2 separate regions of the Mus musculus genome follow, and region 2 is linked to region 1. Evidence: chromatin loops called from intact Hi-C (ENCODE). Cell type or tissue: gastrocnemius. All regions are shown on one strand. Each heading gives the region's core, and the rest is flanking DNA. Links, peaks and the distances in the headings are about the cores only. Region 1 holds the start of Cfap65 (cilia and flagella associated protein 65). Region 2 overlaps Retreg2 (reticulophagy regulator family member 2).

Evidence for each region. A loop is a pair of places that touch in the nucleus more often than their neighbours do. Peaks named below come from ENCODE experiments on the same cell type or tissue, not always from the same donor. Only the 100,000 strongest peaks of a DNase experiment are listed, where the experiment ranks them.
Region 2: it touches region 1 in a loop (4-fold over the local background); 2 of 42 quality-filtered maps call a loop at or near these places.

The regions. Positions count from the first base shown.
Region 1 is chr1:74,926,833-74,943,091 of GRCm38, forward strand. It overlaps Cfap65 (cilia and flagella associated protein 65), which reads right to left and starts at 8,767. Exons shown (of 33, transcript NM_001039495.1): 1 at 8,689-8,767; 2 at 6,238-6,406; 3 at 5,012-5,196; 4 at 2,423-2,525; 5 at 1,502-1,668; 6 at 1,173-1,372; 7 at 765-910; 8 at 182-404. The coding sequence starts at 6,366. In gastrocnemius, for the core only: no CTCF peak of the experiment used is centred there; a DNase peak (open chromatin) is centred at 8,784.
Region 2 is chr1:75,145,473-75,161,731 of GRCm38, forward strand. It overlaps Retreg2 (reticulophagy regulator family member 2), which reads left to right. Exons shown (of 9, transcript NM_170755.2): 8 at 208-343; 9 at 958-2,437. The coding sequence ends at 1,583. Among named protein-coding and RNA genes, the nearest start is that of Retreg2, 11 kb to the left of the region's middle. In gastrocnemius, for the core only: no CTCF peak of the experiment used is centred there; no DNase peak of the experiment used is centred there.

The sequences.
Region 1 (16,259 bases), core at 4,239-12,238:
CCATCATTACTGTATGGAAAGATGGGATCACCAGGTATCCACAGTGCTTTCCCACAATGGCCACCAGGGGACAGCAGACACCCAGGCCCAGGGACCAGGAGTGGACAAAGCGCTCAAGGGAATGACTCCCTAGTGGGACACTCGAGTTCTGGGGAGCGTGACATCCTGGGACGACCATTACCTCTACAGAAACCAACAACCTGGAGCAAAGTTTTGGTGGCACAGCCAGAAGGTATGATGGAGAAGTAGTCGATGGCTCTGCTGTCCAAAGTCTTGGGGTGAAAGAACAGTGACAGGCATTTCTTCTCCCCCGGGGGCACAATGCCTTGGCTTGTGGAACATGAGAAGCTCGGGTCTTTGGTCAGCACGTGTTCGGCCATTTCTATCTTGAAGGGGGCGTTAACCTGTAGAGCCAGGGGTTAGGGGAAGGAAAGGTTCTAGTCCCAGATTTGGGCGGCCTGTGCATCATACTGAGGAAGCCACATGAGGGATCAGGGACAGGTGGTATCCAGGCTGGCCACGCGTGTGTCCCATCTCAAGGCTGCCCAGAGCGGGGGGTGGGGGGGGCGAGGGGCGGGGCGGACATCTTTTACTTCTCCCAAAGGTAGTATGAGAGCTAGCCTAAGGCCTGGGGGTCAGAACACTCAGTGGGCTACAGGACACATGAACCCTGGGAATGGGGAGGAAGGGGGAGTATACCCAGGCTTGGGGTCCCTGAGCCTTGCCCATTCCCATTTGCTTATCCTTTCCCAGTGCATGCACACCGCAGATGGGTTATACAGCCTGATTTGCCGCTCTGCGACGGAGCCCACGGAGACATAGCCGAAGTGTACCACCTTCTGGAAGCCTTCCTGATCCTGGTCCTCTAGCCCCTTGTGCTTTATGCTCACCAGCAGCTGTGCACATTTAGCTGGGGCAGAGAAGGGGGACTGTCTTAGGGAGAACCTATCAGGGCCTCTATAGCCCCAGCTGAACAGTCCCTACAAGACCGTGTATCGTGTGTCCCCACCCCTGCCTCTACCACTGGGAGGGATAGTCTGTGATTTATAGAAGATAAAGCCTAGGGCTGGTGGAAGAGTGATAGGCAGGTGGGGACCTGTGGGGGGTGGGGGCCCTGAGATCTAAAGCTCAGGGAGGGCTGAGGAGGGTCTCTGGTGGGAGGGCAGGCTTACCTGCAGCCTGTATGTTAATGCTGTTCTTCTGTTTGTTTCCCTTTCCGTACCAGCACAATGCCTCAACTTCATGGATGACAGCTATGAGGGGCTCAAAGGTCACTTTGATCTTACAACCCAGGCCTGGCTCCAGTAACCCCGTAGTGGGTAGTATCTGAAATGGGGCTGGGACTTCCCAGGTGAAGAAGGTGGGCAGGTCCCTAAGAGTGAGGGAGTAGGTCAGGTCTTGGGGTTCTGCTGGCAGGAGCCTGTCTCCCCTGCTCACTACAGTTCTCCTCCCCCCTCCCCCACCCCCGGGGACTGCTCTCTCTACTTCAGGACCTTCTCACCCCACATTGTTCAGACAGAACCAAGTCTCCACTGTGTCCCCAAGGGCACACATGGGCAGTTGCAGAGATGATGGGCAGTCTAGCTTGTAGCAAGGCAAGGTGGCCTTCAGGGTCACACAGAACACCCCCTCTTCTTTTTCAAACCACAACTGGTCTGTGTATTCCTTCTGCAGGACAGGAGGTAGAGGAAGAGACAGTTACCAGTGAGTGGTGTTCAGGTAAGAGTCAGGACATTCCACTTCTGCTAAGCCACCCCTCCAATGAATCCCTAGCAGGAAGACTGACCATATCAGAATTTCATGAATGCTTATGGCCCCTGAGGGGAAAAAAGCCACTTTTGTGGGAAACAAGGAATTCTGAGGAGCCAGATTCAACAGCATACCCCTGTGATTGCAGCTGCTCAAGAACCTGAGGCAGGAGGATTCCCTTGAGCCTAGAAGTTCCAGGATAACCTGGGCATCGTGAGGCTATAACTCAATATAATGAGCTTCAAAGACAGAAAGTTTTACAAGAAACATTCTGAGGAACCTTGCAGAGAGTAAGTGCCTAACGAATCAAGAGCTTTCTGGTGATAATTACAGCCCTTCTGACCCCATGCCCAATAGGAAACAGCCTTTTATTGAACAAGATCAAGGGAGGGTCTTCCTAAGCTGTAGATTTTTTTTTTAATTTATTTTTTGTTTGTTTGTTTGGTTATTTTTCTGAGACAGGATCTCACTTTGTAGCCTTGACTACAAACCAGGATGCAGTTATGCAGACCAGGATGGCATTAAACTCAGAGAGATCAGCTTGCTTCTGCTTCCCAAACACAGGATGTACCGGTGTGTGTGGAAATCCCCGCTGTTCAAACCGTCCTCCCATTCTGAGGTCTCGGATCTTTTGCCCTCCCCCACACTGCATTGCTTGTTGGGCTGACCTTACCGCTTCTAGAGGTCGGAAGACAATGGGAAGTGTGAGCGTTATGCCTGGGCTCAGGAAGATGGGCTGTGGAATGATAGTGAAGAAGAACTTGGTCTTGGGAGGCCTGCAGAGAAGAGCCAGGTGGTAAGAACGTCTGAGCCAGGATCAGAACCACCAGAGGAAGCCGGAGGATGGAAGTCACTCTTTAAGGGGTCAGATTGTAAGGGGACCTATGTCTTCCTTCTCCTTGTAATTTTATTTTTTGAGACACGGTCTCATGTGACCCAGGCTGGCCTTGAACTCCATATATAGCCAAATGTGACCTCTGCCTTCTAATCTGAATCTACCTCCCTAGTGCTGGGATTACAGGCATGGTCCACTGCATCCAGTTTTCACAGTGTTGGAGATCAAATACAGGTTTTTACATGCTAGGCAGTCTACCAAATAGACTATCCTCAGGTCCTTTGCCATTATACACACATGTATATATACACATATACACATATTCATATACACAGTTCCTTTGTTTGCTTAGAGACAGGGTCTCATATAGCACAGGCTGGCCTCAAACTTGCTGCATGAAGCCTTGAACTCCTTCTGATTCCCCAAGCATGTGCCACCACGCCTGGTTCCCTGCTCCTTCACTCCTACAGTTATTCACAGCAAGACTCCTGTCTCTGCTGAAGATGATGATCATGGAGAGAGCCAGGCGTGGACAATGATGTGGACAATGACTGCACCAATGGCCTGGTGAGTGTGGGTGGAACAAACACCATAGAAAATGCAACATACAAAACCAACCCAAAAATTAGTCAATCAACTTTATGGTCACGCCACCCGAAAACCATTGAAGAAATGGAAAAGGGTAGGCAAGAATGTTCCATAAAGGAAACACTGGAACAGGTGGGTCGTAGCAAATACTGCCTAGCACTGGAGGAAAGACATTCCAGTCTTTCCTCTTCAAGATAACACAGAAACACTCCCTAACACTGTCTTTGTAACAACTATATATTATTACCAAAACCTATCAGAGGCAGAACAAAAACTAGACTAAACTTAGTCAGAAACAAGTATTAGGAGGAGAGGGGGAAGAGGAGGAAGAGGAGGGAGAGGAGGAGGGGGAAAAGGAGGGGAAGGAGGAGTCGGAGTCAGAAAAAGAATATAACAATGTTGGAATTATCCTGATATTCATGATTAGTCTAATTCAGAAAGTCAGTTCATATAATTTACCATATGAACAAAATAGGGAAAAGACAAAACAAATGATACCTCAATTCAAAAATGTTAGGGACTGGAGAGATGATTCACTAGTTGAGGTCATTTGCTGCTCCTTCAGAGGATCCAAGTTTGGTTCCTAGCACCCACATGGTAGCTCACAACTGCCTGTAACTTCACCTCTAGGAGATACAACACCCCCCCCCCCGACCTTTCTGGACTCAAGGTCACCCACATACATTACATATGCATGTATGTATATACACAGAGGCATACACACACATGCAGATAAATAAAAATAAGTCTTAAAAAAACGTTTGAAAATATTGGAAAACCTAGCCAATCATGGTGGCTCATATTTGTAATTCCATCACCTGAGAGTCTGAGATAAGAGGACTGCTACAAGTTCTTGGCCAGGCAGGCCTATATTATAAGATCCTATCTCAAAACAAACAAAAAAGTCAACAATCTTCAAAAAAAAAAAAACCCTATCAACCAACAAATGATGACAACAACTTTAAAGCACATCACATATACCTGGGCACAGTGACACATACCTATCATGCCAGCACTTGAGAACCAGATGTAGAGCGACTCGGTACTGTAATGTGTCATTTCCCAAGTTCATTCATTTGTGTGTGCAGCCAAATCCTAATGTCGCGCACCAAAAATTGGCTATATGTGTATTGAGCTGAGTTTAAGATTTTGTCAAAGTTCAAGGGGATAAGAGCAATGAGTAATCTTGAGAAGATGGAGGACTTACATGATCAAGCTTACTTCAGACTTGACTACTTAACCCCAGGATTCTACTGGTAGACCTGGAGCACAGATCATATTCCAGCTAGAGATCTACACAGTTCGGCAGTCAGTATCATAGGGGAGAGCATCCACTGGAGCACACCAGTGCCAAGAATGGGGCTGAGAAAACGGCACATTCAGCTGAGGAAATATATCATCAGGCCATTCACAAAAAGCAATTACATATACATAAAAGAACATTTTGAAAGGTTCTTTAGAAAAACAGGAATACTGGAGGTGTGTATACAGAGAGACAATTTGTGTTTAAAAAGAAAAGGTTACAAAAAAAGCAAATCATATTCTTTCCTTTAAAGTCCATAAGGTAAATTGGACTGGATTGCTAAAAAGATGCCAACACATGTGGCAAATTCATTTGGGAAAAGCAAGAAAGTCATTAGAACAGGAGGCAGCATAGTTGTTCTCTGCAAGTAAGAAGGCCCCACGATGTGGGCTCCGGTTAGGATTCTTCACACTGTACATGTTTTGAGTGTTCTTCTGACTTGGTGACCTTTTAAAGGTTGTTTTGTTTTCTTTTTAAGAAGAACCCACCTTGGGGGCTTGTGGGCTCAGGTGGCCCCTGGTCCCTCATTCTGGTACCTGTACTTCATCTTCTGGGTTTTCAGGGAGAGGTTTTTCAGAACCAGGGTTCTTGTGGTCTCCTTTCCCAGCTCCCAGCCTTTCCAGTGCAGCTTCTCGGCGACCTCGATGCCCCAGATCACCCTCTTTTTCACATCATTTTGCCTCCTTATGAGGCATATTTTCCTGTCCAGGGGATCTACAAGCTGTTCAGGTGGCATAAAAGGAGAAGAAGTCGAGACTTAGGAAACAGACCAAGATCTCGCAGCTTCATCCTGCTTTTAGCACTTATGGGGTGATGAAAGTCCCTCACCCTTGGGCATGGCATTGCAGGATATATGATCACAATGTGAACCCCAAGATTGTGTTGTTTATTGGACAAACCTATTTCTAGCTGTGGTGTGGCTCAGCCTTAGCACACACCTTTAATTCCCCTGGCTGGAATACAGACGCGGCCTTAGTACATATCTTTAATCCCAAACAATGAAGGTAAAGTTTGTAGAAGGAAGAACTCACATTTAAAAGTGCTGCCTAATTCAGTAGCAGACAAAGCGACAAATCAGAGAAAATATTTGACAGACTAGGATATGCCCAACTCTCACGAGAAGAGAGGGGAAAGAGAAGCCACTTGAGGGACAGTGTAGAAGGTGGGGACAGTTTTTTGGGAACAGTTATAGAGAGACAGGTTGCAGAGAGAGAACAAGCTAGATCCAGGTGAAGACAGGAGGAGCCAGAGAATGAGAAGGATCCAGAAGTTTAGAACAGATTGCCAGAGTTAGTTTGAGGTTAAGCAGAGCAAGCCAGGAGAAGCTGAAAGAATCCAGTTTGAATCAGTCAGTGTGGAGAGAAGTTAAAGCCAGAATAGCTGGGTTGAACCAGCCAGACAGAGATCAGAAAGAACTAGAAAGGGTGAGCTTATTCAGCAGCAAGTCTCAGAGGCTGGAGACATTCTAGGCTTAGGTTGTACAGAGGCTACAAGCTTCCAAGACGAGGCCCAGGTTAGCAGACTGAGGCAGTAAACCTTTGAGATGACAATTACCTTAGGGGGAATAAAAGTTACCTTCACAGAACCATATGGGAACCATAGTTCCCAGCACTCAGGTCTGCCCAGGGCTCCATCTAGGGAGGGTGAGTGCCAGAGTGTATATGGGAAAGTCTGTCCCCCAGACGTTCACCCTATTGTACTGTGACCATGGCCCCCACTTGGTCTTGCCACACTTGATCCACCACCCCAGCCATACCCTCACCTGGGTGGTGACACTGCTACTTCCCAGTGTGCTGGCACTCAGGCACAAATCTTCATTCACAGTGTTCATTGTACAGTCACAGTTCTCCCTGGTCCTCGTGATGTGGCATTGGTTTTTCTGGATGAGCATCTAGCAAAGCCAAAAATCCCTACCAGATCAGCAGACGAGTCTGGAGTTGAGAGGAGCAGAGGAGGAAGTGAGAAAGAGAGTTGGTAAAGAAGACTCTTCCTAGTTGAGATGGAGGAGGAGTTTGCTCTCTGTTTTGACAAGTGCTATTGCTATGAGGTGGCGCCTTGAGGCACGAGGCTGAACAAAAGGCCCAGAGCTTTGCTCAGTGGCCTAAAGTACCACTCCAGAAACCACATGGAGGAGGGATTTTGGAATAAGGCTGGTGTAGCCCTTTTCTTCCATGACTACACGTGTTTTAGTTTGCTTTCTATTGCTGTCACAGACACTATGACCAAAAGCAACTTGGAAGAGCAAAGGGTTAATCTTCTCTTACAACTCTCGGGAAAGTCAGGGCAGGAATTGAAGACAGGGACCTGGAGGCAGGAACAGTAGAGGAACACTGCTTACTGGCTTGTTCTCCACAGTCTGTTCAACTTGCTATTTGGTTGGTTTGTTTGACTTTGTTTGTTTTTAGACATAGCCTCACTAAGTAGCTTCGGCTGGACTTGAACTCTCAGAGATCCCATTGCCTCTGCCTCCCAAGTGCTGGGATTAAAGGTGTGCACCACCACACCCAGCAGTGCATCTAATTCTTTTTAATTTAAATTTTTATTTGTGCGTGCATGTGTGTGTGTGTGTGTGTGTGTGTGTGTGTATGTGTGTGTGTGTGTGTGTGTGTGTGTGTGTGTGTGTGTGTGTGTGTGTTTGCCACATGCAGGTGGTACTGGTGGAAGCCAGAGGGGGTATTTGATTCCCTGGCTCTAGAGTTAGAGGCAGTTGTGAGTCACCCAATATGTGTATGCTGAGAATGAATATCTTAAGCACTGAATTTTCTCTCCAGTCCAGCACATCTTATATTCACAGTTTATCTCAATTCAGACCACCCAGATTTCAAGTGCTCAATAGTTAAAGTTGCCTAGTAGCTACTACACTGGACAGCAAAGCTGTAATACTTATTTTTGAACTTATTTCTATATTTCACATTGTTTAGTATTTTTTTTCACTTCTTTAAGTAAGATTGTCCATATCCCAAATAGTATCAATTTGACTAACAATCCAGACAGTATTGTGAGGTTTTCAACAGATATTTTAATCCCTACAGTTGTTTATCGTTACATGTGATTTGCCTTCTTTTCCTTGTTTTTCTTTTGAGACAAGGTTTCTCTGTGTAGCCCTGGCTGTCCTGGAACTAGATCTACAGACTAGGTTAGTCTCAAACTCTGAGATCCACTTGCCTCTGTCTTCCAAGCGCTGGGATTAAAGACATGAACCATCATGATTGGCCATGACTTGCTTTTAATTTAACCTAAAACATCTCCTTCTTCAAGTTGGTGGTTAATTAAGGTCCCCATGTTATAATGTAACAATCTCATGATTACCTTTAGCAGTTTACACATTTCCCAAAGACAATCTCATTCTCTCTCCACCAGCCAGAGAAACCCTCTGTTGGCTCATTTGTTCCTAGAAGGTTCTCTAACACTGGAGGAAACCATTTCAAGTTACTGTCCTCATCCCATGCATTCCCTCACAGAGCATTTACCAAACAGGTCTGATACAGCAGGTACTTGTACAAAACAAGCTTCCTACCTCCAAATGTAAAGTGGGTGTTCAGACAGAACCCAAGAAATGCAAGCTGCGGGTGGGGAGGAGAGCTGTTACTTTTCTGTCCTTGGATAGCTTTAGGTCCTGTCCCTAGTCCCTGATCTCTCAGACATCAGGGGATTCAACAGACAGTCTGCCTTGCCTCTCTGAAAAAGTCCCCACTCAATACACCAATCTATCTCTGAAAGGCTAGAGAAGAGACAAAATAAGGTAGAAAAGTGGTCCAGCCGGGACTTAAGGCAGGAAGCATGGAGCCTTTCCGGGAACAGAGAAGGTCATTTGCAACATTTTGCTGTGAAAAAACGTGCAGTTGTGTGTGTGTGTGTGTGTGTGTGTGTGTGTGTGTGTGTGTGTGTGTGTGTGTGTGTGTTTGGGGGGGGCTTGTTTTAAACCAATTTTCTAGTTTCGGGGGTGGGGGTATTTTATCAGTTTCTTTTATTTGCCTAATTTCTGATCTTAAAATTTTACAAACGACAGGTGAAAAAACCGGGAGTAGGGGTGAGGGTAAGGAGTGGTCAAGTAGAGCTGAGGAAGGAAGCCTTAAAACGAAGGGAACAAAATGTACTTATGGGGCTTCTCAGGGTCTCCTGGCCCCCGCATCTAATTAATCTCGCCCACAACGAAAGGACTTTCTGAAGACCCGCCACGATTTCCTGTAAAAGGGGTTTTTAGTACAGATACCGTTCCTTGTTCCTCTCGCTGGCCTCCAACGTTTAGAACTCATGCAAACGCTGTGCTAACGTCTCCGTAGATACAGGACGCTCGGGACACAGCGTCTTTTGGTATCCCATGGCAACGACGGCAACCCAAAAGAGCCAAGGTTCAGAGAAAGCGAATGAGTCCGTTTCTTTTTGTTTTGTTTTTCTCTTCATTTCATTTCTTTTCCTTTATTTTCTCTCTTTTTTCTTCTTTCCTTTCCTTTTTCTTCTTTTTTCTTTAACTTTCTTTATATATTTTTTTCTTTTTGTGCTAAGAATTAAAGCTTTGATCATCACTAAGCTACACACCCAGTCAATGCCTGCTCAAATTTAATCTCCCTATGTTAAGTATTGAATCCAAGATTTTCCCTGCTGTAGTACCAACTGTGGTCTTTTTCCATTCCAGACAAGGTAAACATGGTTCCCCCAATTTTCATGGTGTCCTGGCAATTACTTTATTTGACCACCTTATTCATAGATTACTGTTGGGCTCAAAAATCATAGATTGCCTGAATGGGAGTCATTCCTAATCTCTTGAAGTAGACTGATCTAGACTCAGAGCCTCATTCCCTATGATCATGATGGTTCATTGAAAACAGCCTCTGGTTATTTCTTACTGCATAGGATTTATAAATGTGCTCCTTCTGCTGCCGAAAGAGAACACCTTTGGCATTTTCTTCCAGATATCTTTTGGTCTGAGACCAAAGAAAATTAACTTGTTTGAAGAGAGACAAAAGTTAATGTATGAAGAAATTCTTTTTTGTCTGTGCACTGGTGTGCACGCTGTGAGAAAGGTATCATTGGATGAAGGCGACGTAGAAAAAGCCAAGAATCTCAAAGTTCATTCTTCGGCAATTAAAGAGTTTTACTGCCTGAACAGTGAACCCATTCCTCCTCAGAATGAAAGGGGTGTGGTGTGGTTATAGAGGGAGAGCTCAGAGAGCTGGAAGCAAACCCAGAAAATAAACGAGCAGTTTGGAGGATTGGGGTTCACTTGTGGGAGGTAGGCGATGGACTGAGGTGACAAAGTGACCTGAGTTGGCTTGAGGGATCACATGAGCGGGGGAGGGCAGGGCTGCTGCAAGGGAGGTCCAGGAGGTCGGTTAAGTCATGCCAGCCCAACTAAGCCTGGAATTCTTTGGGGATTAAGGAACGTGGAACTCAGTGAGTGTCTCGCTGGTTTCTCAGAATCTGAAGGCTGTACTTTGAACGTGATGACGTTGATGCTATTTGGAGCTCCTGTAATGATTTCTCCCTTTTTTTGTTTTTCTTCAAGTTCTTCTTTTTTTTTTTTTAATCAGTCTGACTCAGCTGGACCTTATGGACAAAAAAAGTGGGGGGTATAAATGACAATAAGTGAATGAATGATAATGAATGTAATGGAATAATGAATGATGAAATGATGAATAGAAATGAATAAACAAAATTTTCCTTTTCATACTTATGCCAAAAAAAATTGAGAATACTTATGCAGGATTTGGGGGGGGACCTCAGAGAACCCAATAAGAAAAAACTGATGATAAAGAAGTCAGATTTTTTGAGCCATGTGTTCTTTGGTCTCCTCTCCTGAGGAACCTCTTCCCAGCATCTTTTGATTATATATTGGTGAGTTCTGGGTTAGGACAGTGGAAGGACAGTTTCTTTTGTTATCAGGTGCTGTGGTCTGCGCTTCTCTGGAATTATAACTGGCAGCTCTGAGCAGTAACTTCAGCTGATGTGAGGACTCCTAAGGAGAGGCCCCCACATACTGGACTTTGCTCAGGAAGTTGAGTACCCAGGAAGGCTTGGTTGGGTGCTGGGTGTGAGGAGAGGGAAGCAGACAATGGACTTGCCTTGGAAGTCCCCTTCTCAGTAGCTGAGATAGCTTAGAAGATGCTAGGCATTGGATCTGAGTGGTCATGTCCTCTTTAGGCCCACAGACACAAACGCCATTTGTTTCAAGGCTGTGAATGAAAGTGAATGATTCAGGAAAATTATAAGGACCAAAGTATTGGAAAAAGTAAGGATAGATGAGAGACCTGAGCTCTCTGTCTGAGGCCTGGGGCTGGGGGACAAAGCACACAGTTAGCAATTTGGGCTTTACTGCATACACAATATCCTGTTTCCTTCCTGTATCTTCCTGTATCTTCTCATCAGCTTCCCCTGGAATAGAGAAGATTTCAGACTGGAACCAGACAGGCCTGGGATTAACCTTTGTTAATTTCTGGCTGTAAGGCTTTGAAAAAGTCACGATCTCTCTGACCCTTGATTCCCTTATCTATTTGTTGTGGATAATTTCTTCTCTTTTGTTTATCTGTTGACACAGGTCCTCATTTTATAGACCAGGCTGGCCTCATACTTGAAATCCCCCTGCCCCAGCCTCTAGGGCTATAGGCCTTCAACATGAAGGCTTTATTGATTAATTTCCAAAATGCAGTGTTTCATTGATTAAGCACATGAAAAGGGATGAACGAACACATTCCCCCTCTGATCTCTATACATAAGCCGTGTAGCTTTCTGTGTTCCTTCTACCAGCCTCAGCCTCTCTGCAGTGTACTTGGGAGGGAATATCTTCTTTCCACACCTCCCTCCTCTGTTTCTTCAAGGATGGAGGCTGCTTTTGCTGTGCTGAGGTATGGAAAGCCAAAGACAGTGTACCTAAGTGCCAGGGTTGCTCTGCTGACCAGCCAGCACATCTGTCTATCCCTTGCAGATGAAAGGTCTACCCTTCCAAAACTGAAGGGCATTCGTTACATTTTTCATTGCTATGACAAAACACCTATTAGGAGCAATTTGAACGAAGAAGGATTTGTTTGGGCTTAGCCCAGCATAGTGGAGAAGGCAATGGGAGCTTGTGTCTGGGACGCCTCACATCTTGGCAGATCAGGAAGTAAAAAACAGGGCAGCTGACGTTCTTCAGTCTTCTGGGTTCCTTCTTTCTCTCCTTTTATTCCAGACCATGGAATGATGCCACATTCACAGTAAATCTTCCCTACTCTGCTAATCTCTGTGTCAACACCCTTGTATACAAGCCCAGAGGTATGTCTCTTGAAGGAATCAGTCAAGCTGACAACAGAGATTAACCATTACAGCTGTTGTACGCCAGAAGAACTCAAAGGAAAGGCTTACTCCTTGTCCAGAACCAACTTGTGGGTTTCCACCTTTCCTATGCAAGCCTCCCTCCCAGACAATTTTCTCTCTCCACCTACTCCCTAAACTACCACAGAGTAGAAATCCATGTAGGCCAAGAGTAAGGGAATGGAGAAAAAATTTACATGATATTTCATCTTCCTAGGAAATTCAAGTTCAGGTTCTGGTTCCATCTTTCTCTTTGGTTTTTGTTTGGTTGTTTGTCTGGTGGGTTGGTTGGTGGGTGGGTTGGATGGCTGGTTGGTTTTTTTGTTTTTGTTTTTGATACATGGTTTCTCTGTGTAGCCCTGGCTGTCCTGGAACTTGCTCTGTAGATCAGACTGCCTTTAAACACAGAGAGCTGTCTGGCTCTGCCTCCCAAGTGCATGTGGATTAAAGGCACGTGGCTCCATCTTTCAATAGCTGGAAAATGTGAGACAAATTGTAAAGCCTCTCTTTTTTAATATTTTTTCCAATTTTTTATTAGGTATTTTCTTCATTTACATTTCAAATGCTATCCTGAAAGTCCCCCATACCCTCCCCCCGCTCCCCTCTATTTTTTATTAGATATTTTCTTTATTTACATTTCAAATGCTATCCCAAAAGTTCCCTATACCCCACCCCGCCCTGCTCCCCTACCCACCCACTCCCACTTCTTGGCCCTGGCGTTCCCCTGTACTGGGGCATATAAAGTTTGCAATACCAAGGGACCTCTCTTCCCAATGATGGCCGACTAGGGCATCTTCTGATACATATGCAGCTAAAGACACGAGCTCTGGGGGTACTGGTTAGTTCATATTGTTGTTCCACCTATAGGGTTGCAGACCCCTTCATCTCTTTGGGTAAAGCCTCTCTTTACTCATCTGTAAAATTGAAACGAATGGGAGTTGTATTTAAAACAAAACAAAACAAAACACCTTAGCAAATGGTAAAGTATGGACATTGGATTTCTCAGACCAGACACCAGCTCCTGTGGGCCAAATCAGTGTCCTAGATCCCACATTTTGCCTGGTATTGACTCCTTAGTTCTTTGGTCATGGGATAGAGCCAGAGTATGTAGGGAGAAAACTGAGAAACCAAACTTGACAGTGTGTGGGGCTGTGGGGATGGGTCAGTGGCCAGTAATGCTATACTATACTAGTTTCAACTCAGTGCTGAGAACCAAGTTTTAGCTTACTAGCAACTGTGCACCCAGGTCTTTGTTTCAACATGAAGTCCTTCAAGTCTGAGCTCTGCACTTACTGGTCCTCCTCATTGGCAGAGGGCCCTTCACATTTCACTGTCCTTCCCTTTCTGCCCACGTGGTCTTCTCCTGGCTCTCCAGTTCTATGCTGACTTGAGGCACCAGCACCACGGACAGCTCCAGAAGTCCTGGCCACCACCCCCACCCCCTCCTCTCTCCTTTCTGCTTTCTCGCTTCTTTTCCCTAACCCCAAGTCTCCAGAGTACAAAATGAACCAATAGAGGGTACCCCTGAGAGGACAGGAGAGTGGGGTGTTTAGGAAAGAGCCTGGAGTCATCAAACTAAATATGAATTCAACCCCAGACATTCATTATTATCTACTTCAAACTTCTCCCATTTGGACTCACCATGCTGGTCACCATGCTAGACTGTTCCCTTGAACTGTGCACTTTTACCGTTAAAATATTTTCGGCAGGGTATGTTATCACAGCAACAGGAAAAGAAACTAAGACATCTGGCAACAGAGGAAACTGAACAGCTGTTTCAAAGCTTGTGAATATGAGATACAGGACTTTTAAAAAGAGGACCTGGAGAGGTGGCTTGGTGGGTAAAGAGCACTGGCTGTTCTTCCAAAAGGACTCGAGTTCAATCACGAGAACCTACCTGGTGGTTTATAATTATCTATGCCTTCAGTCCCAGGGGATCTGACACCATCTTTTGGCCTCTATACATGCAGCCCACTCATGCATACACATCCATGCATGTCAAACTTTAAAAATAAGATTTAACAAAAACAAACAACACGACAAAGAAAGAACCATTTCTGATCAAGACCCTTCCTAAAGTAAAGATACACTAACATGACAGCGGGCTTCTTTTGGATGTGAAAGACCTCCTGGACCAAGATGTCAAAAGAGCTCACTTCTGGTTTGTGCACAAGGTTCTGTCTTCATTAAAGTTTTGTTTATCATGCCAGTTTGCATTATTGGTGCTATTAACCTTGATCTCTTTGCTAAAGTGTGTCTGCCAAAATTTTTCAGTATAAACTTGCTACTTTATCTATTCCTTATTAGATTTTAATCCTGTCCACTGTTTGCTCCTTTTAAGATTAAGAGATTAAAACAGTGGGGGCATGGTGGCTCAGCAGGTAAAATGCTCACTGTGCAAGCCTGACAATGGGAGTCTGATACCTAGAATCACCTTAGAATGATGTCCCAAAGGCACCCTCCCATGCTGACAGTTGCTGCGGTCTGCTGTTAGGCCATGGACCAGAGCACCCATTCTAGGTGCAACCAGACAGAAGCCACACAGCTTACTTGTTAGATGTTACTTAGCTCCAGGCCAGATCCTGCCTCTCCTAAGTACAGGGAATAGCAGAGAATCCACGGGTACCTTTTAAGCACACCATCCTTAACTCTACAGCATTTAGGATGTTCCTCCCCAAGGGCCATCTTTTTCTAACAGAGGTATGGCCACCCTTGGACTCCTGGTCCTTTAGTTCATGGGTAGGAGTGTCTTCTTCTTGTACCCCTGAGATGGACTCACCATCTTGCTCTGCTCTTGCATTGATATGAAATCAACTTCACCTCTTCAGACCTTATTTTCTTCGTGTGCGAATGAGGAAGTAATGCTATCCTCACTTGTGTTTAGGACTCGAAGCCCTGGTGTGAATAGTGCGTCTAGCACACCTGACCTATAGGAAAGAAAAGAACACACACAAGATACGTTCTCCCTGGGAAGCTAATTTGTTCATCTCTGAAACGGTTGTGCTCATTCTCCTATTTTGTCTCTCCATGGGATGACAGAGTTTTTGAGAGGGCCGCGGGTAGGATTACAGCAGAGACAAACATGCCTGCACTGGGATAGGAAGGTCCCCGAGTCTCTGCCCATCTCCGGTAGATGCATGAGGTGGATGTGTGCGTGCGAGGCAGTAGGTGTGGCTAAGGGCAGTGCCACACACGGGGCTGGGCTGCTATCTACCCATAGAGGCCTTATCAGATCCAGGCTGGCCAGGTTCAGTCCGAGAAACAAAGAGGCTTTGAGAAGCTGACTGGGGTGTGGGACTTGAGGGCTGAGCCTTAGCAGTTGCAGCCATTCAGAGGCCAGAGGGCACGGGGTGGTGGGAGGTTTATCTGTACAGAGGAATCCTCTGGAGCGAAAAACAGGGCTTGCACTCCCCACCAATGGCCTCCATTGCTAGAATCTGTTCTCTTTGGGCAGTTGTGCTGGGCAGGTCACATAGGCTGTTTACCCTGCCGCTGCCATGGTTCCTAGTTCCCACCCCACATCCTTGTCTCCCTCTGACACCTGTAGAGCCATCCATTATGTCCTTCTGCCCCTGGGGGTGCCATGAACCTCTCTTCCACACACACTAGTTCCTGATGATCCGCTTACCTACCTTTGCCCAAGTAAAGCAGGGCCATAAAGGCCCAGCCTTATTTCTCTGTAATGGAAGGTGCCTATTTCTGTCTCCCAGGTGCTAGACCACCACCTAAAGAGCCGTTGCCTGGCTTTAGCTCTGATAAAAATAGGATCCACCCACTGTCCAAAGCCCCTGACTACGTGCAAGAGGAGAGGAGCGAAACCCACTTGGCTTCCTGTGAGCCATGGCTAGACTGATTCCTAACCAAGAGAGCAAGCGTCAGGAATGGCTTGGGGCAGGTAAATTCAGAGAGGCCTCAGCAGGGACAGGAGTAGGTACCTAATTGCACTGGGTCTCCCATTGAGGGCAGTCTTTCCAGGCAGCTCCAGAAACCCCACAACTAGGAAGTTCTCTAATTTTGCTTCCTGAACCCCAACACTCCAGATCTCACTCTCTCTAGGTTTCTCTCCCTCTTCCCCCAGGACATGTGGACACAGGCATAGCCTGAGTTCCCTCTCCATCCATTTTCAAGGTATAGGGGCTGCAATGGTTCAATTTAAAAATCTGTGTGTCACAAAAGTAGTCATCCAAGTATCACTGCCAAGTGCAAGGTACCTGTAAGAGTAGTTATATTAGGAGGACTCTGCTACTGTGGGATCCTGGGGATAGGTTAGTGACTGCAAGTGGGGTCCCAATGATAGAACGTGTTTGGCCCCTTCTTTTAGCCCTTTTGCCATTTGGCATTTGGCCACTGGCTGGCACAGTACAGAAGCCCTCCCCAGGTGCTAGGACCTTGATAGTAGACACTCAACCTCAAGAACTGTGAGAAGGAAATGACTCCCCCCCCCCCACTAACTACTCTGCCTGTGGTAAGATGGGGGTGGGGTGGAGGTACAGGCAG
Region 2 (16,259 bases), core at 2,824-10,823, 220 kb after region 1:
CCTGGTTTTTGTTATGAGCTTGACATCAGCCTGGACCACATAAGACCTCCTATGTCCAAAAAAAAAAAAAATGAAAAAGGCAAAGGGGTCAAGAATGTGTCTGCTTTAGAGTTAGAGCTACCAGTTCTCAAGTAGTTGGGAACCAGAAGGCTTGGGGGTAAAGTGTGCTTATCCCAGTATGTTGGATTCATCCTGGTTCTCTTGCAGGTGGATGTGAAGAAAACAGCCCTGGCCTTGGCTATTACAGACTCTGAGCTGTCAGATGAGGAGGCCTCTATCTTAGAGAGCGGCGGTTTCTCTGTATCTCGGGCCACCACTCCACAACTGACAGATGTTTCTGAAGGTATGAGCAGTCTTTTGCCTCTCTTTTATCTTCCTGCTCCCCAATACTGGGTTGTTGACAGCTGTGTTCTCTGAGTTCCAAAAATGCTTCCTGAGTTCCTGTATTCTCTAATTCTACCCTAAGCACCCAAGAACCTTAGTTCCATCCTCTTGCTTTGCTTTGTAGTATTTTTAGATCTTTTTATTTTATGTGTATGAGTATTTGGCCTGCATAATGTGTGTACACCATATGCATGCCTGGTGCCTGCAGAAGTCAGACGAGGGCATCTGATCCCCTGGAACTGGAGTTGCGGTTGGTTGTGAGCCACCATATAGGTGCTGGGAATTGAACCTGGGTCCTCTGCAGGAGCAGCAAGTGCTCTTAACCACTAAGCCATCTCTTCAGCTCTGCTTTGCTTTTTGAGAAAGGCTCTTAGTCTAGGCTTGCTTCGAACTCTCTTTGTAGCAGAAGATGACCAGAACTCCTGGTCCCTCCTCCCTACACCTTCCAAATGCTGGGATTACAATAGATATGTGCCACAGGGCCTGGCCTCCCAAGTTATGTACATGAACTTACTGACTTTTGTGGCCAGTTAGAGAAAAGAGCTCATTCTTAACCCTCTATTCTCTGCACAGATTTGGACCAGCAGAGCCTGCCAAGTGAGCCAGAAGAGGCTCTGAACCGAGAGCTGGGGGAGGGGGAAGAGACAGAGCTGGCCTCTCCTGAAGACCTGCTAAGTGCGCCTCCAGCCCTCTCAAAGCAAGCTTTGGACACCGAAGAGGAGGGGGCTGCAGACAAGGAAGCCTTGCTTCAGCTCTCATCCCCTCTTCACTTTGTGAATACGCACTTCAATGGGGCAGGGTCCCCCCAAGATGGAGTGAAATGCCCTCCTGGTGCACCAGTGAAGACCCTGAGCCCAGAGGCAGTGAGTGGTGACCTAATGGCTCCATCCAGCACCCTCTCACCCCAACTTTGCCTTGCTGAAAGTGGTCCAGTTACCCCCCTCTCTCCCTCTGTGCTCCCATCCCTTCCCCAGGACTCACCTCAACCCCTGGCTGCTCCTGAGGAGGAAGAGGCACTCACAACTGAGGACTTTGAGTTGCTGGATCAGGGGGAGCTGGAGCAACTGAATGCAGAGCTGGGCTTGGGACCAGAGATGCCTCCAAAGCCCCCTGATGTTCTGCCTCCTCCTCCCCTGGGGGCAGACAGCCATTCCCTGGTACAGTCAGACCAAGAGGCTCATGCAGAGGTTGAGCCATGAGCCATGGCAGAATGAGCTGCAGGCATACTAGGGCTTCCTAACTAGGCATGTCACATTTTCTCCTCTCCCTGTCACTCTGGGGAGAGGCACTATGTGGAAAAGCTGGCTGTCAGATGGAAGCCAGCCCACTCTGCCTGCCTGCCTGCCTGCCTGCCTGCTGTCCTGGGACCTGGTATAGTACCTGTGCCTAGGATTGGTTTTATGTCTGTAAATACTTTTCCATCTGAGTTAGTGGATGTGATGAAGGCTAGGGGCATCCTTCCGTAGCCTGCAGTTGCTTCCCTGCCTCATCCCTTGTCATTCTACTGTGTCCTAAGCCCTGGTGGTCGACCTTTTCTTTTTCTTCCTATCCTCAGGGACCTGTGCTGCTCCACCCTCGTGTCCCACTTGGTTGTTTAGTTGAGGCACTTTATAATTTTCTCTACTGTCCCACACTCCCGTTGGCTTTATTTCCCTGCTGTCTCCTGTCCTTTGCAGCGTGACCCCCACTCTTTGCCAACTCCTCCTTCCCACAGGCACTGGCCAAGCTTTAGGGCAGGTTCTCTTCTGAGGGAACTGGGTGGTGTCAGGCCAGCAGTGCTGTGCTTGGGTCACTGTCGCCTTGAACCTACACTGTACCCTTGTCCAGCTCAGCACTCATGATGCAGGACAGCAGGGTCCCCTAGCACTTTGCCAGCACTGAGGATGGCATGTTCTCTTCTCTTTTGGAGGCGAGGGACTTCCCTTCTGTATTAGGGGAGAAGAACAGAACCTACTCGTCTGGACCACAGTTGAGACTCCCTGCTAGGGTGTAAAGTGGATAGTAAGATCTGTGTAGGTGTTAACTGGAAAAATAAACTGTTGATTGGCTAGAACTGCTGCCTGTCTGCCTGCTTGTCTCCCTGTGAGCCACCTCCCATACTGCACTCTGTCCCCTCCTCACCCAGCACTGCCTCTCTTGGCTATTTTCCTTGTAAACAGCCAGAGGCAGGGATTATCCTGACAACCCTACCTGCTTCTCGGTCATACAAAGTGAGATTTAGCATGTGTGAATACATTACATGCAGGAGGAAATTGCCCTGTCTTCCCAGTCAGTGGGACATGGAGTCATGATAACCGTGCCTTTAATACTGTTTCTGTAAGTCATGTATCTACATGCTCACAACTCAATCTTAATTGTCTGTAGTAGGACAACTAACCAGCAGTGGTTATATAAGTTGGTTAAATATTTATATAAACTGGTTAAAGGCCAAGAGACTAGTATCCAAGATTTTTTAAAAGTATATGTTCTTGGCACTGTTCTTATTTATTTATTTATTTATTTATTTATTTATTTATTTATTTATTTCAGAGACAGGATCTCTCCGTGTAGTTCTGACTGGCCTGAAACACAGATCTGCCTGCCTCTGCCTCCAGAGTGCTGGGATTAAAGGTGTGCACCACCCCCTAGCTTATCTATGTGATTTTTATATACTAGTGTTTAACATGGGGCTGTTCATCAACTTTTAAAATGAATTGTCTTATTACTGAACAATAGTAGCTCACATTTGTAATCCAAGCACTTGTGGGGCTGAGGCAGGGAGATTGAGAGCTTCAGGCTGGCCTTGTTTACTGAGAGAGAAGACATTAGCTCAAAACAAAAGCCCACCACAATTAAAATAACTACTATCGACTCCATTTTTTTTTTTTAAGCACAGCTTAATTCCCTGAGGGCCACGCAGGCTGAATGAATGGAGCCATGATTCAAACCCAGTGAGTGATGCCAGCAAACACTGGAAGCTCCAATGGTGGGCACAGGCAGGAAGAAGCTTGGAACTGGAAAAACCAATCCAGCATCCTAGCTTTGTGGAAAGTGGACTCTTGGCTGCCCTTCTACTTTGGTGAACAGCGCAGAACAGAATAAATAGTTTGCTTAGTGAGTTCACTGTCCTCAACCTTTAGCTTCGGGTACAATGTAGCATGGTAATTGTCTTTGAAGATGACGTCTATACAGGTGTATCCTGATGTATCCCAGAAGTAAGAGACATTTCCTGAGAATCAGCAGTAAGTGAGGCCTGCTTCTATGCTGTTGAAGGAACATGAACTAATGCAGACATTTCCGTTTCTGAAGAAGTTTGGATTTAGAACTGAAACCCTGTAGCTGGATCAAAATATCAAAGTAGGTCAGCAGTCTGTGTTACCCCTTCACATTCACCATTGTCTGATGGTTTCTGCGGGTTTTGTTGGTGATGATTTTCACTATCAGATGTCTTGACCAGTTTGTGCTCACCAATGAAAAGCCTGAGAAGAAAAGCTTTTCCAGAGTAAAAGAAAAATGAGCAGAAATGTGAAACCCATTATTAGCACACACACACACACACACACACACACACACGCTCCTAGCACCCAGGAGGGGAAAGACTAAGGGACTGAGGATAGATTGAGGCCACCCTGAGCTATATAAAAGAACCTAACCCTTTAGAAAGGAAGGAAGGAAGGAAGGAAGGAAGGAAGGAAGGAAGGAAGGAAGGAAGGGCGAAAGGGCTACCAGAGGATGGCTTTGTGTATTGTGCTTATTGGCAAATTAGCAGACTTTGAGGTACCCAAGAGAAGACTACCAGAGGTTGGATATCAGAGGCAGAATTCTTGAAGGAACTGGGACTGTTTAGTCCAAAAATACTTAGTTGGGTTATACCAACAGCCTTCAGAGTTTTTTGTCAGAAAGACTTCAGAAGGCAGAAATTAATTATTTGGTTATGGATAGATAAAAATGCTAGATAAAAATTTAGTTTTCTGGCAAACAAAACAGAATGGTCTGAGGAGGATGGGGGAGCCACAGGTCGGTTGTGTTTTGTTTTCTGACACAGTGTCTCATTATGTAGCCCAAGCTAGCCTCTAACTCCTGGTTTTCCAGCCACAGCCTATGGAGGGCTGATATTACAGATGTTCAACACAAAATGGCAAAGAACAGACAAGATTAGTGATTTTAGCGTGGGGTGGGCAGAACAAGAGCTCTCCCGCTGAACAACAACATCTCCCAAATGATCTTTAACGTTACAGTGGTTCTAAGAATATTAACATCATGGAGGGAACGTTGTCCTCTCCTTTCCGTGACCAAGTATAGCAGTGGGTCTTACCCTGCAGAATGCTGCTACCCTTTAATGGAGTCCCTCATGGTGTGCTCCTAACTATAAAGTATTTTTCATTGCCACTTCATAACTAATTTTGCTGCTGCTATGAATTGTAACTATTTTGCAGATAGAGCTTTGCCAAAGGGGTTGCGATCCACAGATTGAGAACCACAGCACTAAAGTCAGCTTTCTCCACCTTAAAAATGAGCATATCACCGGGCAGTGGTGGTGCATGCCTTTAATTCCAGCACTTGGGAGGCAGAGGCAGGCAGATTTCTGAGTTGGAGGCCAACCTTGTCTACAGAGTGAGTTCCAGGACAGCCAGGGCTACACAGAGAAACCCTGTCTCGGGAAAGAAAAAATATATATATATGTATATATGTGTACATATATATGTGTACATATATATGTATATATGTGTATATATATATATGTACATATATATATGCATATCATTGTGTATCACTGGTCCATTCACCATTGTGTTCTGCTCATTCATCCTGGACAGTTCAGTTCAGATTATATATATTCTGAAATTCAGTTTATATATTTTCCTCTATTTTGTTCCCGAAACTGAGCCAAGGGCCCCACAAGTACAAACAAGACTTAGCAGCACACTCCTCGTAGCCCACTTTATTCTGAGTGCTGGTTATGTGGAAGTTGCAGTTATGAGCATTTGTTGGGTCATCTAATTTTGTGTCACACTTGCTGTGGTCTGAATGTTGATGCCTCCCTGCTTCAAGTCCATTTTTGTTGATATTTTGATGATAATGAGCATCTTCATCTGGATAATTTATAAACAGAATTTTAATTCTCATGATTTTGGAAACTGGGGAGTCTTTAGACCAAGGATCCAACAGATTCATTGTCTGGTGAAGGCTAATCTACTTCCAGGATAGGATTAACAGCTGTGCCTTCCAGAGAAGTAGATAGGATTCACTCTGTGGCTGTCCTTACATGACAGAAGGAAGAAAGGGATGAATAGCAATTTTGCATTCATTTTATGAAATCATGAATTCCATTCATAGGATTTTCATCCTTATGAATTACTTTCTGAAGACCCCATGTCTCATACTATCACATTAGCAATTAGATTATTTTCTTGTAGGTTTTACTGTCTTAGGCCTTGGTTATTTTATTAACCAATACAGACAAGGTAAAGACTTCATATATTGTTGGACTTAGCCCTGGAGTAGAAACTGTAGGACAGTGATTGATGAGTGTAGTCCTTGGTGCTCAAAATGTTTTAGGATATTGATTAAGTTTCAATAGATGAAATCAGGGACAATTATATTCATTCATAGCATCCCTCAAAATTCCTATGTTGAATTTAATCCCCAGCCAATTATGAGAGTACACACCTGTGACCCCAGCATTTGGGGACACACAGAAGATGACCACCACAAATTTGGAACCAACCTGGTCAACATAGTTTCAGATCAGCTAGGGCTACAGTATCCCCAATGTGAAAGTAGCAGGTTATGAAGGGTAGATACTTTTTGGTGCTGGGGTTGAAACATTGTTACATGTATTCCAGGCTGCCTCAAATTTATAGAGAGACAAGGATGACTTTGGATTTCCTGGTCTTCTTGTTTCTACCTGCCAAATGCTGGAATTATGGGTATGTGCCACTTTAGAAAAGAATTTTTTGAGACAGGGTCTCACTGTGTAGCTTTGGCTGACCTAGAACTTTACATGTAGACAAAGTTTGTAAACACACAGAGATCTACCTATCTCTGCCTCCCAAGTGCTAGGATTAAAAGTAAGTGTAACTTCCAGCTACTTTATAAAATGAAAAACATTGAGATGACAAAGTAGTTTGGCAGGTTAATGTGTGTTGGAGTAAAAATTAATTGATTTGCCCAAGCCTGACAACATGAGTTCAATCCCTCGAACATAGATGGATGGATGGATGGATGGATGGATGGATGGATGGATGGATGGATGGATAGATAGATAGATAGATAGATAGATAGATAGATAGATAGATAGATAGATAGATAGATAGATAGATGAGTAGATAGATAGATAGATAGATAGATAGATAGATAGATAGATAGATAGATAGATAGATAGATGAGTAGATAGATAGATAGATAGATAGATAGATAGATAGATAGATAGATAGATAGATAGATAGATAGATGGATTTGGTGGGGTTCACCTATAATTCCAGAATCCCTACAGTGAGAGGGGGGACAAGGACATGAGAATCACACAGAAACCTGTAGGCAGGCTAGCCTGGAGTAAGGATCACAGCAGAAACGAGAAACACTACCTCAAAGACTGAAAGAAAGAACCAACTGCAAAGCTTGTCCTCTAACCTCCATGTGGCCATGGCATGTATATATGGCACTCACTCACACATACACAAACACACAATTATAGTGAGGATAATAATGCATTACAAAGTAAATGATGAACATTTTGCTTTAAGAATGAGTTATCAAGGCTGGAAATGTGAGTAGTGTTTGCCTAGCATGCTTAAAGCTGTTGGGTGAGTCTGCAAGCTTAAAATCCTAGCACTCAAGAGGCAGAAGCAGGAGAGTCAAAAGTTTCAAGTCAGGCTAGAGACATGGTTCCATGGTTTAGAAAATTCTTTTCTAAAGTGGCACATACCCATAATTCCAGCATTTGGCAGGGTAGAAACAAGAAGACCAGGAAATTCAAAGCCATCCTTGTCTCTATATAAGTTTGAGGCAGCCTGGGATACATGTAACAATGTTTCAACCCCAGCACCAAAAAGTATCTACCCTTCATAACCTGCTACTTTCACATTGGGGATACTGTAGCCCTAGCTGATCTGGAACTCACTATATTGACCAGGTTGGTTCCAGATTTGTGGTGGTCATCTTCTGTGTGTCCCCAAATGCTGGGGTCACAGGTGTGTACTCTCATAATTGGCTGGGGATTAAATTCAACATAGGTTAAGCCCACTGCTGCTCTTCCAGAGAACACAGATTTAATTCTCAGCATCCACATGGCAGTTCAAAACTATCTGTGACTCCAATTCTAGAAGATCTAATGCCCAGTCACAGACATACATATAAGCAAGATAAACATATGCATAAAATCAAACTTTAATAAAAAGGTAAAGTCATCCTTGGCTATATAGGAAGTTTGGGGCCAGCTTGGGATATAGTATACCCTGTGTATAAAGAAAGAAACAAGCTAAACTAAGTGGGTAGGATGGGAATAGTATTGCATGGTAGAATACTTGCTTAGTATATTCAAGACTTGACTCCCAGCATCATGCCAGGTAACTATGTTTCTCACTGTAAAGATAAGAAAAGTGTGGAGACTCTAGCAAAAATCACTGTGCTCTTTTGTCTGTCCATCTGCAGCACCTGGTATCCACTGGCACTGGGATGTGGGCCCTGGTAGAATAATTCCAGTTTGGATTTTTTTTTTTTTTTTTTTGTCGTTGGTGGTGGTGGTAGCATTTTTTGCCTCCTGACTGCTGTTTTTAATTTTTATGGGTGTATGTGTGTGTGATGTAGGTGCATACTGCTGTGGTGCAGATATGAAGGCCAGAGGACAACTTTTAGGAGTTGGTACTCGAGACCCCTAAAAAGACTCATGACTCATCCATTTTTTTGTTTTTGTTGTTTGGTTTTTTGTTTTTCTTTTTCTCTTTAGAAAAATGTTGGGTTGTAGTGGTGTCACACACCTTTAATCCTAACATTCAGGAAGCAGAAGCAGGCCAACTTAGAAAACCTTGTCACAAAAAAAAACAAAAAACAAAAAAGAAGAAGGAAGGAAGGAAGGGAGGGAGGGAAGGATGGATGATATCTACTGTATAGCTTTTTTTTTAAAAAAAATTATCATACCAAATAATATGTTTTATATGGTTTTCTACTTTTGTTTTCTGAGACAGGGTTTCCTCTGTGTAGCCCTGGCTGTCCTAGAACCCACCCTGTAGACCAGATTAGACTCAAACTCACAGAGAGACTTGTCTCTTCTTCCGGAGTGCTGAGATTAAAGGCGTGTGCCACCACCATCTGGCTCATTGTGACATTTTAATACAGGTATACTATTTACCTTGGCTCATGTTCCCTTCTCCATTACCCAAAAAACACACACAAACATACACATACACACGTACAAGAGAGAGAGAGACAGAGAGACAAAGACAAAGAGAGTCAGAGAGTCAGAGAGAGAGACTTGCTTCTAGTTGGCAGAGGATTAAGGGTGCTCACTTTATGAATGGGTTAATCCATTGCTGACACCATAGCTCAATGACTATTGGGGTGAAACTGAGTTGGAGGACTATGTCCCTGGGGGAGGTGGGGCTTTGGAGAGTATACACTCTTGCCCCAGACCCTTCCTCTCTTTTCTCTGCTTCCACCTGGCAAGAGATAAGCAGCTTTGCTTAATCATGTCTTCTTCACCTTAGTGCACTGTCTTAAAACAAGCAATGGGGAGAGGGACTGTGGACTCAAACCTAGACAGCCCAGAGCCAAAGGAAGCTTTCTACTTCAAAGCTGTTTCTCTGGGTTATTTTGTCACAGTGAAGAAAGACTGACTAGCACAAAAACCATACTGATAATTATATATTTCTGATGAAAGAATATCCTCAGACAGCAGAGTTTTAAAAATCTAACACACAGGAGCAAGAAACTAAAAATAAAGGTAAGCAGAAAAGAAAGTTTTTATATGAAAAAAATAAGATCACAGAAATGAGAAATTCAGATGAATGGCTACAACATAAACTTGAGAAAATAATTTTGAAAACAACAGATATATAAAGTGGGTATAGTATTCCCCATCTATAATCTTAGCACTTGGGAAATAGAGGCAGGAAGATTAGAAGTGCAGAGTCATCCTCAGCAGCATAAAAAGTTTGAAGGCATGAGACCTGGTCTCCAGTCATGGGGGACTAGAGGGAGGAAGTAGGGAGGCAGGATGGGTGAGAGGTCATTGAGATGCACCTGGCCCTCATGGTGGGCTTTGGGCCCCACTTCCATTTCACTGTAACATTAGAAAGGTGAAGGTCAGCTTCATCACTCCTAGTCAGAATGGAAACTCTCTAGCCCTGCGTGGAGACGTGACATCCTGATCTGCCCCAAGGATTAGAACATTACATACTATTGATTCCTTGCTTAAGAGTTAATCCAACTGTGTCTGTCAATCACCTGGCCAGGAGTCCACCCCACAGGAAATCTAATACACCTGCACACGAGCTAAGGCTGTGAAGAGTAATTATCTCTTTCCTTTCTGTTACTGACCAAAGCCCAGGCATCCTTTCCAAAGGCTGTTGGCTTTTCCTTTCTCTGAAGCCACCCATCCCTTCTGCCATGGGCCACTTGCCCACCGCCAGTATAGAAGGTTTAACTCTTTTCTACATCCCGCTTCTGGGCAGAGGTCAGGCTCTATAGCTTGACTGCCTGTTGTTTCTCTCTCAAACACAAATAAAATTGTCCTTAGCCTCCCTTCTGAGTCTGTTAATTCTTTATTTTAATTAAATTCTAACTTTTATGATTGTATGTGTGTGTCGGGCGTGTATATAAGTACCCTACACGCAAGCAGAGATCTGTGGAGGTCAGATTCCTCTGACCTGGAAGATCCCTGGAAGTTGAGTTGCAGGCATTTCTGAGTTGATCAATATGGGTGCTGGGAACCAAACTTGGGTCCTCTAAAAGAGCATTAAGTGCTTTTAAGTGCCAAGCTATCTCTTCAGGCCCCAGGGTCAACATTTGTTGGAAACCCCCGTGACAATATCCATTAATCTTTAAGTCTGTTTAGGTCCATGGAAAAAAACTTGTAGTATCCAGTCTGGTGCATTGGCCTGGGTCCAGGAAAAAAGACAGGCTGTGGTGTCTCCTTCTGCCTACACTCCCTCTAACTAACTCTACAGAGAATGCTAGTCCTCCTGCCTTTTCTCGGGGTTTGAGGGTGCAACCACGTGGCTGTCCAGATAAGGAAGGAGTCTGAGGACCTAACTGTTCCTTCAACAAGACTTTGCTCTGATTTATATATGGTTTATCCATTCTGAAATTTATATTGAGAGTCAATCCTCACTAATGAGTATTGGCTTGGTGGTAAAGTATTTGCCTAGCTATCACAGTATCAGAAAAAAAATCTAATCTCCTTATGAGATATCAATAGTGGTCAAGTGGGACATTTAAGAGATCAGTGGGGCTGTAATGAATTGTCTCAAGATTGGTTCAGTTACAAAATCCTGTGTGGCTAAGCCTCTCTGGCATTTCTGACTCTTGCAGTCTTGGAGTTCCGTCAGCAAGGAGGTCCGTATCACATGTGGGTCCCTTGCCTTGTACTAGAACTGTGAACCAAACGATGTGCCACGTGCCTGTAACCTCAGTATTCAGAATGCTGAAGCAGGATTACAAGGTTTAGATCATCTTGGGATATATAGTAAGATCCTGGTTCAACAAACAACTCAATTTTTCAAGAGCACTGACTGTTCTTCCGAAGGTCCTGAGTTCAAATCCCAGCAACCACATGGTGGCTCACAACCACCAGTAATGAGATCTGACGCCCTCTTCTGGTGTGTCTGAAGACAGCAACAGTGTACTTATTTAGAGTAATAAATAAATCTTTAAAAAAAAAAGAAAGAAAAAAAAAAGAATACAGAACCAAAGATAATTTAAAGACCTGGGTTTAGCCTGGTGTGGTGGCACATGCTTTTAGTCCCAGCACTTGGAGGCAAAAGCAATCCAACCTCTGAGTTCGAGGCCAGCCTGATCTACAAAGAAAGTTCTAGGACAGTCAGAGCTAAACAGACAGCTAAACTCTGTCTTGAAAATCAAAATAAAAAAATCTGAGCTGGGCGTGGTGGCGCACGCCTTTAATCCCAGCACTTAGGAGGCAGAGGCAGGTGGATTTCTGAGTTCAAGGCCAGCCTGGTCTACCAAGGGAGTTCCAGGACAGCCAGGGCTATACAGAGAAACCCTGTCTTGAAAAAACAGAAACCAAAAACAAACAAACAAACAAAAAATCTGGGTTCAGATTTGTTTTAAGCAAATAATTTAATCCCTCTTACTCTCAGCTTGAGCAGAATCAGGACCGAGGCAGTCTTGCTGGTAATTCTCACTTTGACCTTGTCTGCTTTAAGCCCACTGAAGCTGAAATTAGAGTTATCTGGCCATGACTGTACTTAATAACTTTTAGTGGTGCCAATGTCTGCTATTCCACAAGGCTATGTCTCATTAGTGTGGCTAACACTGCTGCTGGATAAAGCTGTTTAGCAGGTTCAGGTAGGCTTTGTTGATCTATAAAAGACTTAGCACAGCTCAATTTGATAATTGATATCTCCTGAAACAGCCATGTAAGTTGCAAATTGTTATTAGATTTCCTTCAGCATTCTCCTTTATTTGGGAACCAAGGAAACTACATCCGAGCTTTGTGTTGGGAGAACTGAGACTGGTTCGTCCGGCCTTCTCTGTGAAACTAAGGGACATAATACCAGACAGTGATAATGACTAACAACAGCTGTGTGGATGGTAACAGGTTAGTAGGGAAAACAGTATCTAAGATGTTGATAATGCCAGCCTATTTTGTTGAGGTAAATTCACTATGGCAATTTAAATATTTGTCAGGTGGTGGCCCATACCTTTAATCCAGTACTTGGGAGGCAGAGGCAAGCAGATCTTTGAGTTTGAGGCCAGCCTGGTCTATAGAGTGAGTTCTAGGACAGCCAGGACTACACAAAGAAACCCTGCCTCAAAACAAACAAAATTTTACTATATTCTAGGTGGAGGCCTAATGTGTACCTCAGTGGCAAAGTGCTTGTGCAGCACGTGTAAGGCTTCCTTCCATAGCCAACATTACCAACGTCAAACAAAAGCCATCAAACCATTCGGATCCATGTTCAAGAGAGAACCCCCAAAATCATCAGGCTCTCTCTCTTTCTTTCTCTCTCTCAAAATATCTCTCTCTCCCTCCCTCCCTCCCTCCCTTCCTCCCTCCCTCCCTCCCTCCCTCCTCCCCTCTGAGTTCTCAAACCCTTTAGTCATTGAGAGTGGGAATGAGGAATGATATAGAGTTCACTTTGTTTCTTCTGTCCCCCACCAAAGTTCCTCTAACTGGAAACTTACAATTCTAAAACCACTGATGAACATAGTATGAAAAATAAAAACTATAGCTCCTGAAACTATGTGATTATAGTTTCACTTGGAAATAATAAGTTAAGTTCACTTGTTAAGTGGCTAGGGCCAGGCAGTGGTGGCACATGCCTTTAATGCCAGCATTCACAAAGCATAGGCAGTTGTATCTCTTGAGTTAGAGGTCAGTATGGTCTACAGCGTGAATTCCAGGACAGGACAGCCAAGGCTACACAGAGAATCCCTGAAAGAAAGAAAGAAAGAAAGAAAGAAAGAAAGAAAGAAAGAAAGAAAGAAAGAAAGAAAGAAAGAGAGAGAAAGGAAGGAAAAGGAAAGAAAAGAAAAGAAAAGAAAGGAAATAAAACAAAATTAAGAAGTTAGGGATACATCTCAGTGGTAGAGGGTGTGCTTAGCATGCCCAAGGGCTAGGTTCCGTCCTAAATAAATTCATGAGTGAATAAATGAATCATCCTCAAAGAAAATTAATTCCATGAACTGAATATACATACATACTATGTATAGACTGGTGTTGGTGGGGCTCAAACCCAAGACCTAACTTAATGTTCGGCAAGTATTCTACTACTGACTGATATTCTTAGCGCTAGTCAATGGACTATTAATACAGCACATTATATGCAGGGCCTTCCCAGAAGTTGGGTGTTTACTTTCAGAGCTTAGCAACAGCTCTACAGCTCCCATTAAAACCACCAGGATAGCCAGGCAGTGGTGCCGCACACCTTTAATCCCAACACTTGGGAGGCAGAGGCAGGCAGATTTCTGAATTTGTGACCATCCAGGTCTACAGAGTGAGTTCCAGGACAGTTGGGACTACACAGAGAAACCCTGTCTGGAAAAACAAACAAATGACAGAAAAACAAAAAACAAAAAACCAGCAGGATGTAGACAGTAAGCCACTAAAGAGTTCTGACTTGGCAAACACTCATTTTTATTAAGATAAGCTACCATAACAGCTGATATCTAAAAGAAAGTTAGAAGTTGCAAAATACAGAGACTTACTAACAAGGACATTATTCACTTCTGTACCAAGAGTGCAGATTACTGTCTGGGGTTAGTCACCTTTACTTCCACTTTTCCTGACTACTTGTTCTACCATCTTCAGGGAAGTGGCTTGTCCACTTGCTGTTTTGTTTGTTAATTTGTTTACAAGGCTGAGTGCTGGATGTCACAAGTAATTTTGAAGCAGAAACATTTTTTCATCGAAATGCATAGTAAGAACTGGATATGGTAGTCCAAGCCTATACGGCCAGCACTTGAGGTTTGCCACAAATCTAAGGCTAGTCTGGGCTTCATAGCATGGCTATTCCAAACAAAGCAAACAAACAAACAAACAAAACTGAGCTGAGCAACAGTGCTCTCCTTGAACTCCACCACTTCAGAGACAGAGGAAGGTAGAACTCTGGGAGTTCAAGACCAGGTCTTGAACAGGCCTACATGGTAAGTTCCAGGCTTGCCAGGGTTACAGTGAGATAGTCTGTAGCAAAACTAAGCAACAAGGTTAAAGCTCTAATTCACTCTGTACTGCCTAAAACTGCGCATGTCCAGAGTCTCGTGCCTGTAATGCCAGCACTGGGGAGGTAGAGGCAGCTCAGGAGCTCGAGGTCATTATTGGCTACACACAGAGAGAGCTTACAGGCAACTGGGCTACAATAAGACCCTATCTCAAAACAAAACAACCACATCCACATTTTAACATTTGAATCATTAATAAGGAATACAAAAATTCTCAACCTTTCCTGGAAATAAGTCTTGAAGTTACTAGGTTATAAAGTCAATTGATTAATATTCAAGACAAATGAAAGCTCAGAAATGCATTTGGAGTTAATGCCTCTTCAGGGCTACATAGGAATGGCCTTATCAATTTGTGCAGAGTAAACCGCTTTTATCAGTAGGGGGTTGTCAGTCACCCACACTCTAACATTTACACTTTCTAAGAGGGACAGATGAAAGTAAAGTGGTTTACTAGGAAAGCTACTAGTGGCATCTTTTAAAAAGAAGGAGGTCGGAAACAAAAAACAACAAAAAAGAAAAAAAGAAAGAAAGAGAAGAAGGGGATTAACATGGTTGTCTTTTTTAAAGTTTATTTTATTTTATTTTATTTTATTTTATTTTATTTACTCATGTGATGTTCAGGGGGAATGAGGGTAGTTTAATTGGCTTACAGAAGTTATCCCAAAAGCCAGGTGGTGGTGACGCACGCCTTTGATTCCAGCACTTGAGAGGCAAGCCAGGCAGATTTCTGAGTTCGAGGCGAGACTGGTCTATAGAGTGAGTTCCAGGACAGCCAGGGCTATACAGAGAAACCCTGTCTTGAAAACAAAACAAAACAAAAAAAACAAAGAGAAAGAAAAAAAAAGAAGTTAGCCCCACCCCCAATTTTAGATTGCAAACTATTAATGGGATGGTGGGTGTTTTAGGCTTACTATTACTGTGATGAAACACCATGACCAAAAGCAACTTGTGGAGGAAAGGGCTTATTTTACTCACAATTCTGTTTAGTCAAGCACTCAAGTGAAGCAGGAACCTGGAGGCAAGAGCTGATGCAGACAGAAACCATAGTGGGGTGCTGCTTACTGGCTTGCTCATCATGGCTCAGCCTGCTTTCTTACAGGAGCAAGGACCACCGGCCCAGGGACAGTGTGGTTTGCCATGGGCTGGGCCCTGCCCTATCAACCTAGATCTTAGGGCAGCATTTTCTCAATTGAAGTCTTCTTGTCATATGAATCTAGCTTGTGCCAAGTTGATATAGAATTAACCACCACAGTGGGATGAAAAGATTCATATTATAATGCAACCAGCATCTTTTAAAAAGCAAATAGAATGGAATAGAATATCAAATGTAAAAAAAAAAAAAAAAAAAAAAAAAAAAGGAGCAATGAGGGCTGGAGAGATGGCTCAGTGGTTAAGAGCCCCAACTGCTCTTCTGAAGGTCCTGAGTTCAAGTCCCACATGGTGGCTCACAACCATCCATAATGAGATCTGACGCCCTCTTCTGGTGCATCTGAAGACAGCTACAGAGCTATAGTGTACTTAGATATAATAATAAATAAATCTTTTTTTAAAAGGAGCAATGAAGTAATAAGCATATTAAAACATAAGGGCAAGTCTTAACTTTGCTCGTCAGTGTGTCTCTGTCTGAGAACATGTGCATATGCATATTGGATATAAAATGCAGGTTTAGCCGGGCGTGGTGGCACACGCCTTTAATCCCAGCACTCGGGAGGCAGAGGCAGGCGGATTTCTGAGTTCGAGGCCAGCCTGGTCTACAAAGTGAGTTCCAGGACAGCCAGGACTATACAGAGAAACCCTGTCTCAAAAAACCAAAAAAAAAAAAAGCAGGTTTAAAAATTGTGGGTTTTTGCCGGGCAGAGGTGGCACACGCCTTTAATCCCAGCACTTAGGAGGCAGAGGCAGGCAGATTTCTGAGTTCAAGGCCAGCCTTGTCTACTGAGGGAGTTCCAGGACAGCCAGGGCTATACAGAGAAACCCTGTCTTGAAAAACAAAA